Linked DNA regions of Mus musculus: region 1 is linked to region 2. The links are chromatin loops, found by intact Hi-C in ENCODE. Cell type or tissue: heart. All regions are shown on one strand. Each heading gives the region's core, and the rest is flanking DNA. Links, peaks and the distances in the headings are about the cores only.

Region 1 (5,690 bases), core at 1,691-5,690, 800 kb before region 2:
CGGACTTGATCCCATGTGTCCCCAAACATTTGTCAATCCCCATAACAATGTGGCTGGTTAGCCAACAAGCCTCCCTTCAAGAAGCTACTCCAAAGAGAAAGGGGCCAACGGTCATTTTATTAGCAACCTGTGAGAAGAGTGTCTGGGGAACAGACTGAACCTCCCACAAAACAAGCCAGAGGATGATGAGACGTGAAGTGGCGATAAACACCTGCCACCGCCTTCTCACCCTCCAAGTTCCTGCTGTACCTCCCTGTCTCTGGGTCAGCTGTCATTGTGCCAGCCACTCTGGAGCCAGATGGCTGGGGCTATGAGATGGTGGTATGCATCCTAGCTGTACCTTCCCTTTCCTCTTCAAGACACTCCAAGCATCCAACCTTAAGCACTACAGGACACACACACTGCGCCCTTCCCAGCACCTTTAGTTGTGACTCAGAGTAGTATAAGACAAACCCTGACACCCATTCTACTAATTCTGGAGGCAGGGGCACTAGAGAAGGAGCTCGGGGCTCAGCTGGATGGAAAGAGTATTTCCTATTGAAGGTAGGGTAATTATAAAGACCTCCCACTCCATGACTGAACCGATCTTGCCTTAGCCACAGCTCTTGGCCCTGTAGCAATTCCCATTGGTTCCTTTTCGGCACTCAGGTTCGGAGGAGACAATCTCACCGTATTTTGGTAAGGTTAGGTTCTCTCATAATATGCCAAAAAGATTGTAACCCCTCCCCTTCTCCAAGTGGGTCTGCGCCCCTCGGATTTAGTCTCCAAATTCCCCAACGGACAGCTGGGCATATGATAGGCATATAAGACAGTGACATCTCGGGGTTTTTGTTTGTTTTGTTTTCTGGAGTAACCTGAAATAGAGAAGGTTGGGCTTCCTTTGCCTTACCCAGCACCCCCAATCCCTTAGAGACTTAGCCCCAGTCTTGTTCTGCCGCAACAGCCGCTGAAGCGGAGTATCACAAGGTTCCCGCAGCGCCGCTGCCCCCGGCGCCCGGACTAGGGGGAGGGGCCAGCTCCAGCGGGGCCGAGCGCCCTTCCCACCGAGATCAGGGGGCGGTGCTCGGGTCCGACCCCAAACTCGGCAAGAAAAGCTTTAGGTGAGACTTAGCTGAACTTGAAGGGTGAGCGGAGCAGGGCGGACAGCGCCCGTAACGTGCGTCGTACCCCCCGCCCCCCGCACTACCAGGAGAGGGGTTGGGGTGGCGGTTATCTCCCCCCCCCTCCGGGGTTAGGATGGCGTGGGAAAGCGCTAGTTCCAGAGAAGAGGAGGCGAAACCCAGACCGCGGGAGAGCTTTCTGGCGAGGGAGGCGCGGGGGAGGGGAGATCCAGGGCCGGAATAGGAGGGGTTCCCGGGAGAGGATGGCGGAGAGGCGTGAGAAGCCTCCGGATCCCGGGCGCAGAGGACAGGGGAGGAACGGGCGAGGAGGCAGGGCGGGGGAGAGAGCAAGGGCAGCGGGCGCAGGGAAGGTCAGAGCTTGGATCCCAGGGGAGGAAGCGGCTGCGGGGACGCCCTGCCCTGGACCCCGGGCCTGGAGGCGGATGCCGGGCCTCACCTGAAGCAGGGCCGGGCCGGGCGGCGGCGGCGGCGCAGGTGGCCGAGCCGGGCGGCGGCGCCTCCTCCCCCAGCCCGAGGCCGGCGGCGGAGGGGGGGGGGGCGGCGCTTAAAGGGGCAGGAGCCACCCGGGTGAGGACGAGCGCTCAGGGACGGCTGTCGCGAAGGCTCCGCTGGGGGAGGGGACGGCGGGTGGCGTCTCCTAGGGGCCAGAACCAGGAAGGATCCCAGATGCAGGAAAAGACAGAAACTTCTGCGGCGTAGTTGGGGACAGCGGTGGGTCTGAACTGGAGTACTTGAAGAGCTCTTTTTGCCGGCACGGGGCGCCCAGCTAAGACTTATTCACAAAGGAGGCTGGAGAGACAGTGGGAGCCACAAAGATTCAAGGAGGCCTAGGAGAGCAGGAGAGGGAACTCAAGGCCGAGAGCATGTCGGGGTCACGCACAGCGCCCTGCTAGGTAAACAGGCTTCTCCCGGCCCTATCCGTACTACAGCTGTACAAATCTGGAATCAGGAAACCACAGAGGCAAAACGCTCTCTGTCCTGTCAATGGTGGAGGCCATCCGTAACAGGGTCGTGAGGCTGATGCAGGGCTAAGAATCGACTTTATTCATTGCTCGGTTTGGCCCCAGCCACCACCACCACCCTTGCAGCAACCTCTGGGGCAACAGGAAGCAGCTGCTCAGTGCAGCCCCGACCCGGTGGTGGGTTAAAGGGGGGAGGAAGAAACACCGAGAGAAACTAGGGGGAGGGGAAGCATCTCTTACAAGACCAAGACTGAACTAGTAATGAATACAGTAAAATACTACTTGAATCTCTGCACTTAAATTGGAGCGGGGGGTTCTAGGGTGAGGAAGGAAGCCCTAACCTAAGATACAACCCCAGGCTCTTCCTTAGAGCTGGAGCTTGCCAATGCTCAGCAGCTCACCAGCTAAGCCCCGTGTCCCCCCCACAGTCCGTTTCTCTTCCTTCACTCCCCCAAAAGAGCAAAGGTTAGGCCCCACCCCTGCTGAGTCAGCCAGAGAGGGAGCTGGGCATCCCTCAGGCCTTTCCCAGGGGCAGCTATCATACTTACCCATGTCAGGCTGGCAGGACTCAGGATTAGGACCCAGATTCTCACTGTCCTTGGGTCTTGCTTCAATTGAAGGCTACTGTTGGATCCTGTCCAACTATGGGCTGGGAACTCGCAAACCCCAAAAAAGCCAATGTATGCTTCCTGCGAACGACACAGCCTGAACTGCTGTAGGGTGATGTCCCTGTATGACAGACTGGGGTGGGAGGGAGGAGGGAAGGGCGGGGCTTTCATTGGGTGGAGAGAGGGAGGAGGCGAGGACAGGGCCGACCGGAGAAATATGGAGGAAGGTTAGAACTATATTAATACTTTAGGACTGTGGTTGAAGGGGACAGTAAAGGATGAAGGAAACAAAGAGTTACAGCTAGCGAGAGAGAAAGGTTCTCTACAAACCTTAGAGAACACGAACACCGGGATGGAAATGACCTTTAAAATATCAGTTTCCAAGTCTGTACTTGGGTGACAAAGCAGAAAGAGGTGACCTGTGTACTCTTAGGTCTTTATCAGCTTTTTGCCGACTCGAGTCAGGATCTGGAGCTGTCCCCACCCGGTAACAGCATTTCCCCCAACCCAAGCTCCAAGAGCAAACTACCAAGAACAGGCAACTCAGGGGCGCCACCTTCTGTCCTAATCTTGACACAGGAGGGACTGGAGCCAAGGACGTCATAGACAGATGGAAGCTCAAGCCTCTACTCCACCCCAGGAACCTTTCCCAGAGCCCTTTAGGTCACAGAGCTCAGAATTGGGAGTTGAGCTGTCCAGAGCTCTACCCCAAGTGGACAACCTTACAAGGTGAAACTTATAGATGTAGGCTCCTCCCCAGGCCAACTCCAGCTGGTTTGTAAATAGTCATTAGACTATAGAAATACCTCCTTGCAAATAGCCTTAAATAGATTTCAAAATGGTGAGATTGCAGGTCTTGTAGTGTCAAATGCTTCCACAAGAGGCCACTGGCTGGGCTCAAACACGTTGTAAGGCACAAAATACATCCTAGCATAGTGTGTGCTAAGGTACCCATTTTTATGAAGAGGAAGTACTGCTTTTCAAAAGTCCCAGTGGCAACAGTATCAAGATTACTCTTTGTAACATCACCGAAGCCTTAAAACTTTTTCATAAGGGATCTTAAGAGACCATTTTTTTTTTTTGCCCTGAAGACTCAAGCACAAACATGCACAGCTAGGCTTGTTCAAATTTCTGGCAATATATTAAGAATTTTCTGAATGAGTACCTAGACAAGACCCTCAATTGTGACAGATAGTCAGCATTTCCTAAAAACGCAATCCCTGTCTTGAATAAGTTTATCTATTTTCTCCAGGGGAAAAACACTTTAGTGATAGTTGGAGCAAAAACCAAAGCTGAGCCTATTATGAAACACAAGGCCCATAGAATCTCATTAATAAATTGATCTTTTTAATAATAATCCTGTTTCTAACAATTTCCTAAATGTGGCCCACCACTGTGAGCTCAATTATAAGCTGTTTCAGAAGCAACATAAACAGACATAAATGAGGGGTATATACTTTATTGAAAACTTTAAATACTCTTCAGAGAGAACATCACATCTTCAATCAAGGCTCTTGTGTGGCCTGCATGGAAGGAAACCTGAGCTCTCGCTTGATATGGAGAGATCAGTTGCAGTGCTGCCTTTGGCTGGAGTCCCTCACGACCCGTGCTCTTCTGCCAGCTTATCAGCCTTTGCCACGGCTTCTTCAATGGGTCCCACCATGTAGAAGGCTTGTTCTGGGAGATGGTCATATTCACCTACATAGGGGAAAACACAGTAAGAAGCTGAGTTATATCAGCTTCCTGCAGCATGTACACCTCACCACTTGAGCCCACTGTGAAACCTTATCATGCAAGGAAACTTTTCAACTTCCACGTGAAATTTACTTTTGGGGGGTGGGGGTGTGTTCCTGGCTGACCTGGAACTCAAGCCCCTAGATCTATTTAGGAGTCCCAGCACTAAAGGTGTGCACCATATCCACCCCCTTCCAAGTATAATTGTTTTTAAAGTGTAAAGTGTGTAATTTAAGACAAGATGTAGTAGATCAAGAATATGTTTGGGGCTTGAGTGGTGGTTTAACACTGACTACTGCTTTATCACCTCTAATTCCAGTGACCAGACACCACTCCTAACCTCCACTGACTGTTCTGGGAGGATCTAACTCCTCATGGGATCGTGTACTCACATCACATACAACACTCAGACACACAAGCACTTAAAAACCCGTAATCTGGAGCACCTGAGTTAAAATTCTCACTTTCAACTCAGTGACATGGGACAGTTAATGGAAGGCAGGGTAATGGCCTTTAATGGTATACTTTAAGAAAAGTATAGACAAGGGGGCTAGAGATGGCTCAGAGGTTAAGAGCATAGACTGTTCTTCCAAAGGTCCTGAGTTCAATTCCCAGCAACCACATGGTGGCTCACAACCATCTGTAATGGGATCTGACGCTGTCTCTGGAGTGTCTGAAGAAAACTACAGTGTACATACACATAATAGATCTTTAAGAAAGAAAAGAAAGGTATGTATCATTTCATTTGATCATGTTAGAATGAGAAGATAGGCTTGTTTTCTCTCACTTTTATGGCTAGGCTTGATAAAAAGAAAAAACCTCACCTGCTAAAATCTGCTGGAATCCTTTAATGGTCTCCTTCAAGGGCACCAGCTTCCCCATGTGACCCGTGAAGACCTCAGCAACTTGGAATGGCTGAGACAAGAAGCGCTGTATCTTTCTTGCCCGGGACACAGTCAATTTATCTTCCTCAGAAAGTTCATCCATACCCAAGATGGCAATGATGTCCTGGAGAGATTTGTAGTCCTAAAAGCAAGCAAGATGAAAGGAAGGACAGAGTTAAGTGCCTACACTTTCAGAAGGTCCAGGAAGCCATCAACCAAGGTTAGTGTCTTATTCTGCCTATTCAACTAGGTTAGAAAACAACTGATTATTTTTTTGAGAAAGAGTTTCTTTGTGTAGCCTTGGCTATCCTTGTAGACCAGGCTGGCCTCTGCCTCCTGAGTGCTGGGATTAAAGATGTGCACCACTACTGCCAGTCTGAC
Region 2 (7,565 bases), core at 2,747-6,746:
TGAGACAGGGTCTTGTATAGGCTACATTCAAACTCTAGCTTAGGCTGGCCATGAACTGAGCCTCTTGCCTATACTTGACAAGCACTGGGGCTATAGGCACCCACACCATCACTCTGCTCGCCCATCCTAGGACCAGCATTCTCACTCACCTCTTCGTTTCCTGGGGATGAGATATAGGTGCCCCCAATTTCATCTGAGGACAGGACCTCCTGCAGATCCTCATACCAGGCTTCCAGCTCCCAGCTGGACACCGTCTCCAAGGTGAAAGGCAGGGACTCAGCTGCCATGACTGCACGTGGACCAGGTTCTGGAAAGGACATACATTCCATTCACCACAGTCGGTGAGCTGACCTTGTCCCTTTTCTAACACGTAGAATTTAAAATTTACTGGTCTTGCACGATAGGTAAGGGCATGGGTTGTCACTCCTTGAAGGCTACATTGGCAGAGGGTGGAGGTGAAGAGTCAACTCGCACAAGTTGTTCTCTGACCTGCACACACACTAATGATGGTGTGTCGGGATGGGGAGATGGCTGCCTCTCAAGCCTAGCAGCCTTGACTTTGACCCTGCCAGATCCAACTCTCAAAAGTTGTCCAGATGATCACATGCACACCATGGCCAGGACCCTGAAACGGATGTAATTCAGTGTCTGGGGGCCAGCAGCATTCATTGGCTCTCCTGGAGCTGGAGGTCCAGGCCATGTGAGCCACCTTCTGTGGCTGCTGGAAACCTGACTCAGGTACGGCACACAGGCAGCATGGGTGTGGAACTGATAGGCTTTCTCCGGGCTCTCATTGCCATTCTTTTTGGTGTTTGTTCAAGACAGGGTCTCTCTGTGTAGCCCTGCCTGTCCTAGAACTCACACTGGCCTCAGAGATCAACCTGCCTCAGCCTCCTGAAGGCTGGGATTAAAAGTATGCACCACCCCCACACAGCTTTCCAACTTTTTGTTTTGTTTTCATTTATATGCTGGTCACTACCAAGCTTAATCCAGGCTGGCTACCTAACCTTAAATATCTTTTTTTTTTTCCCAAAGATATATTTATTTTATTATCTATGCATATATAAGTGAGTGCCTGAATGTGTGCTGTGTGTGTGTTCCTGGTAGACATGGAGGCCACAAGAGGGAATGGATTCCCTGGGAACTAGAGTCATAGATGGTTTTGAACTGCCATTTGGGTACTGGGAGTTAGACTAGATCCTCTACAAGAAGAGCACGTGCTCTTAACCACTGAGTCATCTCTCTAGCTCCTGGAAACAAAACTTGGAGGGTGGGGGGTGTATTTTCAAGAAAGGGTTTCTCTGTATATATAGTTCTGGCTTCCCTGGAACTCACTCTGCAAAATAGGCTGGCTTTGACTCAGACATTTACCTTCCTCTGCCTCCCAAGTGCTGGGACTAAAGGTATGCACCACTACACCTGATAGAACATACCCTTTATTGAGAAGGATTTACTACAGATAACTTCAGGATCCTCTCAAGTTCTGAGAGAGGAACAGTCACTGGGCTTGGCTATACATATATATTCTTACAGGATTACAGTAAAAGTATTCAACTCTCTTGGGAACACTACTGGTAATTTCCAGGGGCAATTACCAGGCCATTTGTACTCTTTTTTTCTCTCGTGTGGGAAGCTTGGGCAAAAGGTCCTTTGGGTCTAATCTTGGTGTGGACTGAGAGTTGGGAAGACAAACCAATTGCCATTGTTGAGGCTGACTTCGAAAGCCAGCTCTCAAACAACATTATGGGGTCAGAGAAAGACATGGTCTGACAGCAAAAGCTTGTTCAGATGAAGGCCTTGTCTAACTCTCCCCCAGCAAAGCAACATGAGCAGCATTCGCAGCTGACTGAGAGGGTGGCCAAGATTACCTGCTTTCAGGTGTGGTGGTGTATGAAGATGCACTTCCTTCTGGAACACTGTGGAGAAAAGGAAAAAACAGTCCTTTACCTCCAGCCTCCTCCTAGCCCTTCTCTAGATCCTTTCTAACTCCTCCTAGCCCCTCTCTAGATCCTTTCTAACTCCTCCTAGCCCCTCTCTAGATCCTTTCTAACTCCTCCTAGCCCTTTTCTAGATCCTTTCTAAAATGGGTTGTGAGATGGTTTCTTTGTGCATCCCTGGGCATCCTGGAATTCTGGAACTCAACAACTCTGCAGACCAGGCTCCAGTTCTTCTCTTGTAATACACACACACACATACAGAGGTGTGTGTGTCTTGCAGCGGGTGTGTCCCTGAAGCCATTTCTTCTCTTGTAATACACACACACACACAGGCGTGTGTCTTGCAGCGTGTGTGTCCCTGAAGCCAACTCCAAGGACAGAGGCAGGCTTAACTTTATTTTTAGTTGCTGACATTTGCCGTCTTGATTACATAATAGCAAAGTCCTGGCCAACTAAGTTTTCTCTAAATCCCAGATAGACCTCAAGTCCGCCAAAGGGAGACAGAACTAGAGGGAAGGAAGAGTAAACTCAGCAGTGCTTGCTCAGATTCCATCCCCCCACTGGCAGCCTCAGTGCAGACCTGCTCTGGGATCTCCAGCTCCTTGGCAGTGTTGAGCAGGCGTTCAGCTTACATGAAAGGCCTTTCCTACCAAGGCTGTATAGTTCTTACTAAATGGCAACTCTAGGTGCTGAAAGCCAAAAACTTTGGTATCCTTGATGCCCCTTTCTCAGATACCACAGCTCAGCCTAAAGCACTGACAACTTTAAAAGTACCCCAAACCTAAGTATTTCTCATTACTACATTATTTCCAGATGCAATTTTTTATTTTTCATTTATTTATTTTTTTGGTTTTTCTTGACAGGGTTTCTCTGTGTAGCCTTGGCTGTCCTGGAACTCACTGTGGACAAGGCTGGCCTCGAATTCAGAAATCCGCCTGTCTCTGTCTCCCAAATGCTGGGATTAAAGGCGTGCACCACCACTGCCTGGCTCCAGATATAAATTTACCATACATTTCTTTCCCTGGATTATTTTGGAAGCCTCTTTGAAATCTCTCCTTTCTTTCTTCCTTTCCTTTCCTTTCTTTCTCTTTTAGACAGGGTCTCACTATGTAGCTTTTGCTGTCCTGGAACTTGCTTTGTAGACTCTCTGGCTTTGAATTTAGATCTGCCTGCCTTTCAAGTGCTGGGATTAAAGGCTGTGCCACTATGTTCAGCTGAGACCTCCTGTTTCTATTCTTGTCTTTTACTTTATTTTCACGGCTGTGGGTTGACCTAGGGTCCTCTACATACCAGGCAAGCAGTGTACTATTGAGCTACATACCTAACCCTTTGTTTTTGTATTTATTTTGAGTCAGGGTCTCATAATGTAGCCCTGGCTGGCCTGGAGCTCAGAGATCTGCCTCTCTGAGTGCTGGAATTAAATGCATGTGCTATGATCATTCCTCTGCTCAGATCCCCCAATGGCTTCCTGTTTCATGATTGTTAAAGATTAGCATCATGAGGGTGCTTGCAAGGCTCTATGAGACCGGCTGCTTGAGTTTCCTTTCATCACCCTCTCCTGCTTACTCTAGTCCTGTTCCTAAAGATACCGGCATGGCATGCTTATCTTAACTCTGTTGCTCAGCCTCTCCCTTCTATAAAGCTCTAACACCGGGGCTTGGCTCACAGGCTTGGCTTCTGATGACAACCTCTAGTCACCGCCCTGAACTATTCTGCCCTGCTTTTGTTTTTTTTTTCCCTTTTGCTTTATACTGAAATGTAAGTTTTATTGAGAACAGTTTTATCTTTTGCTCCTAATATACCCTGGGTCCCCAGATACTTGGTACATAGTGGGTGCTTATTAGGCATTTGTTAGGAATGAATGGGGAAAAAGCCCCTCCCCCAAGTTCCCTTATAGAGAATTAAGCCCACTGAGCCTAAAGGCAGAGCGGAGCTGGCTGTCTCTGGGGACTGCAGATGCAATATTGCCCTGAGTGTTTCTCTGCAGGGTTGTCCTCTAGGGAAAACTCCCTTGGTCTTCCAGTGTGTGGGACCTGGCTTTCATCAGCAGAGGAGCCCCAGGCCTGAGGGTGCAGAGACAAACAGTGGGCTGGCCTGACGCAATGGTTACACAGTTTAGTTAGGAGACGGGACTGAGGAAAGAAGCAGAGATCAATCAGCCCTGGGAGAAGCAGAAGACCCTGGAGAGATCCCAAATAATTTCCCATAGTTAAAGAGATCCAGGCTGCTCTCTTGTATGGAAACCTAGAAACCTCTGGGGAAAAGGGAAAAACCCATCTATGCTCCTCCCACCAGCACCCCCACTCGCAAAGATCTGTCAGTCTTCGCGTTCTCTTGAACTTGAGAGTCAGCTACTAACGTGGCCATGTTGGCCCCTTGACTGAGGCGCTTCAGCTTGAAAGAGTTGGGGGGAATGAGGCTGGTGAAGAAAAGGCTGAGACAGCCAGAGTCCCCGACTTTGGGGGTGTGTCCTGCTGCCCCGCCTTTCCTGCGAACTGCCCAGGCCTAAGCTGGCCCGCAGTTCGCACTACAGAGACAAGTTCCCGAAGGCAACCGGAGTCCCTCTGCAGAGTGGGGACCAACTCGAGACAAGGGAACGGGAATGCAATCGCCCAATGCAAGAGAGGGCCTGTAAGCACCATTCCTGAATCAGGGATTCCCGGCCTTCACCCTTCCCAGTCTACAAGCTTACAGTGGAAGGGGTGGGGCTACATCCTCCAGAACAGTTGTCTCCAACTTTATAAAATAGCTATGCTGGCCAGGATGGGAAGGTAAGGGTTAGACGGAGCCAGTACTCGCCTCTCTCCTCAGGTTCCGGCTGTTATTCTGGCTCTGTCGCTGCCACCCGCTCATCTTCAACATGATATAATCGACGTGTTAGGCTCAAGATAACTGACCTCAAGAGCGGAGAGCGAGTATCCTTTATGCTGTCCGGCCCCTCCTGGGGGGGGGGCAGGGTCCAGGAGCCTACCAATCAGAAAGCGGCACGCTGGCACTGGCTCCGCCTCATCCCTTACATCCGCCACTCAGGAGTCTCACGGCCCCACCCCCATCGCGCCCTCTGGCTTGAGAGTCTACGTTGTCTCGGACCCGGAAGTGGCTTTGGGTCACGCGGCTTCGCGGAGGAGGTGAGTGAGTCATGCGCGCGCGCGGAGGAGAGCGCGGCGAGGGAGGGGATGGGGGGGCGGGGATGATGCAATGTTTGGCAACCGGTGTCCGCGCGCGCACGCGCAGGGGACGTCGATGGTGGTGGGAGGTGCGGGAGGGGGGCTATGGGGGAGAGAGGAAAGAGGGCGGAGCGCCAGCTCCCAGTGTCCAACGGCCCCAACGGCTGTCCTTCCTGAACTTGTCTGCCCACCTCCCATCACCTTTAACTTACTCCTCCATGAAAGGCTCCCATTTTCCCTGGCCCCTCCCAGCTAATGGGCACCGGGGCTCTGGAACCTCTTTAAAGTTTCCAATTTGTTCACCTGGATTGACATCTCCTCGAATCTTTTAAGAGCTCTCCTCCTCTTTTAGCCTTCTAATGCGTCCCAAAGACTGAGTTCCTTGATAGTCCACCCGCTTCTCTCAGAGAGGCACCTTTAACGCTTGTTTCTGAATCGTCCATTACGTGCTAGGATTGAAGTTCTTTACAGAGTGTAGATTGCTGCCTCCTCCTCATCCCACCCCTGCTTTGTGTGATGCTCTTACGCCCTTCACTAAGCCCAGTATCCACCCTCTTCCTTCTCCGAGATAGCGAGTCCTGTGACTCCCTGCTGAGGAGCTGGCCTCCTGCCTCTAGCTGTCTGAGTTCACGACCTACAGTAGAGCCTGGGACGTGCATGCACTTGAACGCATGATTGCCCTGGACTGGGTCATCAGAGGAAACACAGATTCTAGTTTAATTTGTCCAAGGATTCTACCTTACTCATTTGTAAATTAAACAACGATAAAGGTAAAAAGCAGCTCTGTGGAGAAAACTTGAGTAAAAGTAAAAACATCTTGCAAAACGTATTTTTTTTTTTTTGTGCCATGAAAACAGAGGCCATGTGGTGGCCTATTACATAGTCTGTCGTAGACTCAAGAGGGGCAAGCCAGAGTTTAAGTAGAAACTGAACCAAGACCGGTTGCTATTGGATGGTGCGACGGTGACAGGTCCTTGGCCAGACTGCTCCTTCGCTCCAGACCTTCATTTCCCCTTCTGTTAGTAGAGGTGGGGGGTGGGTTGGACCAGATGGTCTCTCCTGGCCTAAAGACAGACCAGGTTGTCAGTGACAGGCAGAGGTCATGTGACTTGACAGGCTGAGGTCGTGTTGTGACATGTTGACCTGGAGAGGCGGGTCAAGTCTCTGCACACTACCCGGGAAGCCTTTGGGGCGGGGCAGGGCAAGTCGCGACTTTCATCTTTTAGGGCTGGCCCCTCCCGGACCTGACATTCCTGACTCCCCCAACAGATTGTGGCTTCGGAAGGGGCCCCTCCCGAGGGAGGACTGGGATTGGCCACCAGTGGCCTGGGAAGAGGCCCAGATCCTTCCGCGGAGGGCGGGTGGGGGGGGGCCGCGTGGGGTGTTTGTTCTCTTGGGGATTAATGGGGGGTTGTGGGGGAGGGGTAGGCGCGCTCCCGCATGCGCACTGCGTCCCCTCCTGTTGGCTCGCTGCTGTCCGCTGGGCGGGGGCCCGGCCCCGCCCCTCTCCCGTCCGGGCAGCGGCGGCGGCGGCGGCGGCGGCTGCGGCGGTGGCGGCGGCAGCGACGGCGGCGGCGGTAGCAGCCTGCGCGGTGCCTTCTGGGAACGGAATCCCCAGGGCTGCCCCTGGCCCCTATGGCGCATGCGCGGGAGGCCGCTCGGTGATCCGCGGCGGCGGCGGCGGCGGCGCTTCCTGCTAAGACCGGCCGGGGCCGTACCGGAGGCTCGGGCTCCACCGACCCACCTCCCACCCCCTCCCACTCACCCTCTGGGCCGCGACTGCGCAGGGCGGGGCCAGCCGAACCATGGGCCGCGGTGAGTGCGGGGCCCGGCCCCCCCGCCCCTCCCCCTCCCTTCTCTCTCCTCCCCTTCTGTCCCTACCCTCTGCCCCCTCCGCGTCCTTTCGGCCCCTTTCCCTGGCCCCATCCACAGCCCCGCACCCTCACCTGCCCCCGCCATTTCTCCTCCCAAAGTGCCTGACTTCTGCCTTCCTGACCTCGCTCCCTTCAGTGCTTCGCCCACCCTCCACCCGCCCTCTCCCCAAGTTCCTTCCTACTTCGTGCGCCTGCCTTCCCCTCCTCCCCGAGCTGAAGGAAGCAGTCTGGGTGACAGGGCGCCTTGTTATGAGAGGGAAAGTTTGGAAGCCGTCAGTGTGCGGCGGGAGCGATGGTGAGGTTGGTGAGGGGTACTTGCAGGTCTAAGGGCCGTCCCTACATGTCAGGGAATGCTTCTTGTTGTTAATTGGAAGCCAGTGGGGGATTATGAATCCCCTTTTCGTCGGCTTGAGAGGACCAGGAGTTCTCAGGATCCTGGAGGAAGACAGAGCTCTGGCTCCAGCCTCTTTGGAGGTCCAAATGAATTAGATCCGAGATTGTTGGATGGAGTGGGCATGGGGGGATTTCAGCTGGCACTACCCTGCCAGGCAGTTGGGCAATTGCTTGGTGACCTGTGGGGCAATCTG

What was found. Peaks named below come from ENCODE experiments on the same cell type or tissue, not always from the same donor. Only the 100,000 strongest peaks of a DNase experiment are listed, where the experiment ranks them.
Region 1: a loop joins it to region 2, with 5 times the contacts of the local background. A loop is called at or near these places in 1 of 42 quality-filtered maps.

Annotation. Positions count from the first base shown.
Region 1 is chr10:128,088,718-128,094,407 of GRCm38, reverse strand. Atp5b (ATP synthase, H+ transporting mitochondrial F1 complex, beta subunit) reads right to left here. Exons shown (of 10, transcript NM_016774.3): 9 at 5,250-5,451; 10 at 4,020-4,389. The coding sequence ends at 4,289. It overlaps Baz2a (bromodomain adjacent to zinc finger domain, 2A), which reads right to left and starts at 1,625. Exons shown (of 30, transcript NM_054078.2): 1 at 1,558-1,625. In heart, for the core only: CTCF peaks have their summits at 1,767 and 3,277 (motif pointing left); DNase peaks (open chromatin) are centred at 1,697, 2,077, 2,667 and 3,257; H3K4me3 peaks cover 2,218 bases; H3K27ac peaks cover 1,966 bases.
Region 2 is chr10:127,288,063-127,295,627 of GRCm38, reverse strand. It overlaps Mbd6 (methyl-CpG binding domain protein 6), which reads left to right and starts at 6,610. Exons shown (of 13, transcript NM_001347171.1): 1 at 6,610-6,919. It overlaps Ddit3 (DNA-damage inducible transcript 3), which reads right to left and starts at 4,835. Exons shown (of 4, transcript NM_007837.4): 1 at 4,737-4,835; 2 at 1,869-1,916; 3 at 150-307. The coding sequence starts at 287. In heart, for the core only: no CTCF peak of the experiment used is centred there; DNase peaks (open chromatin) are centred at 5,057, 5,697, 6,497, 6,597 and 2 weaker places; H3K4me3 peaks cover 4,000 bases; H3K27ac peaks cover 3,924 bases.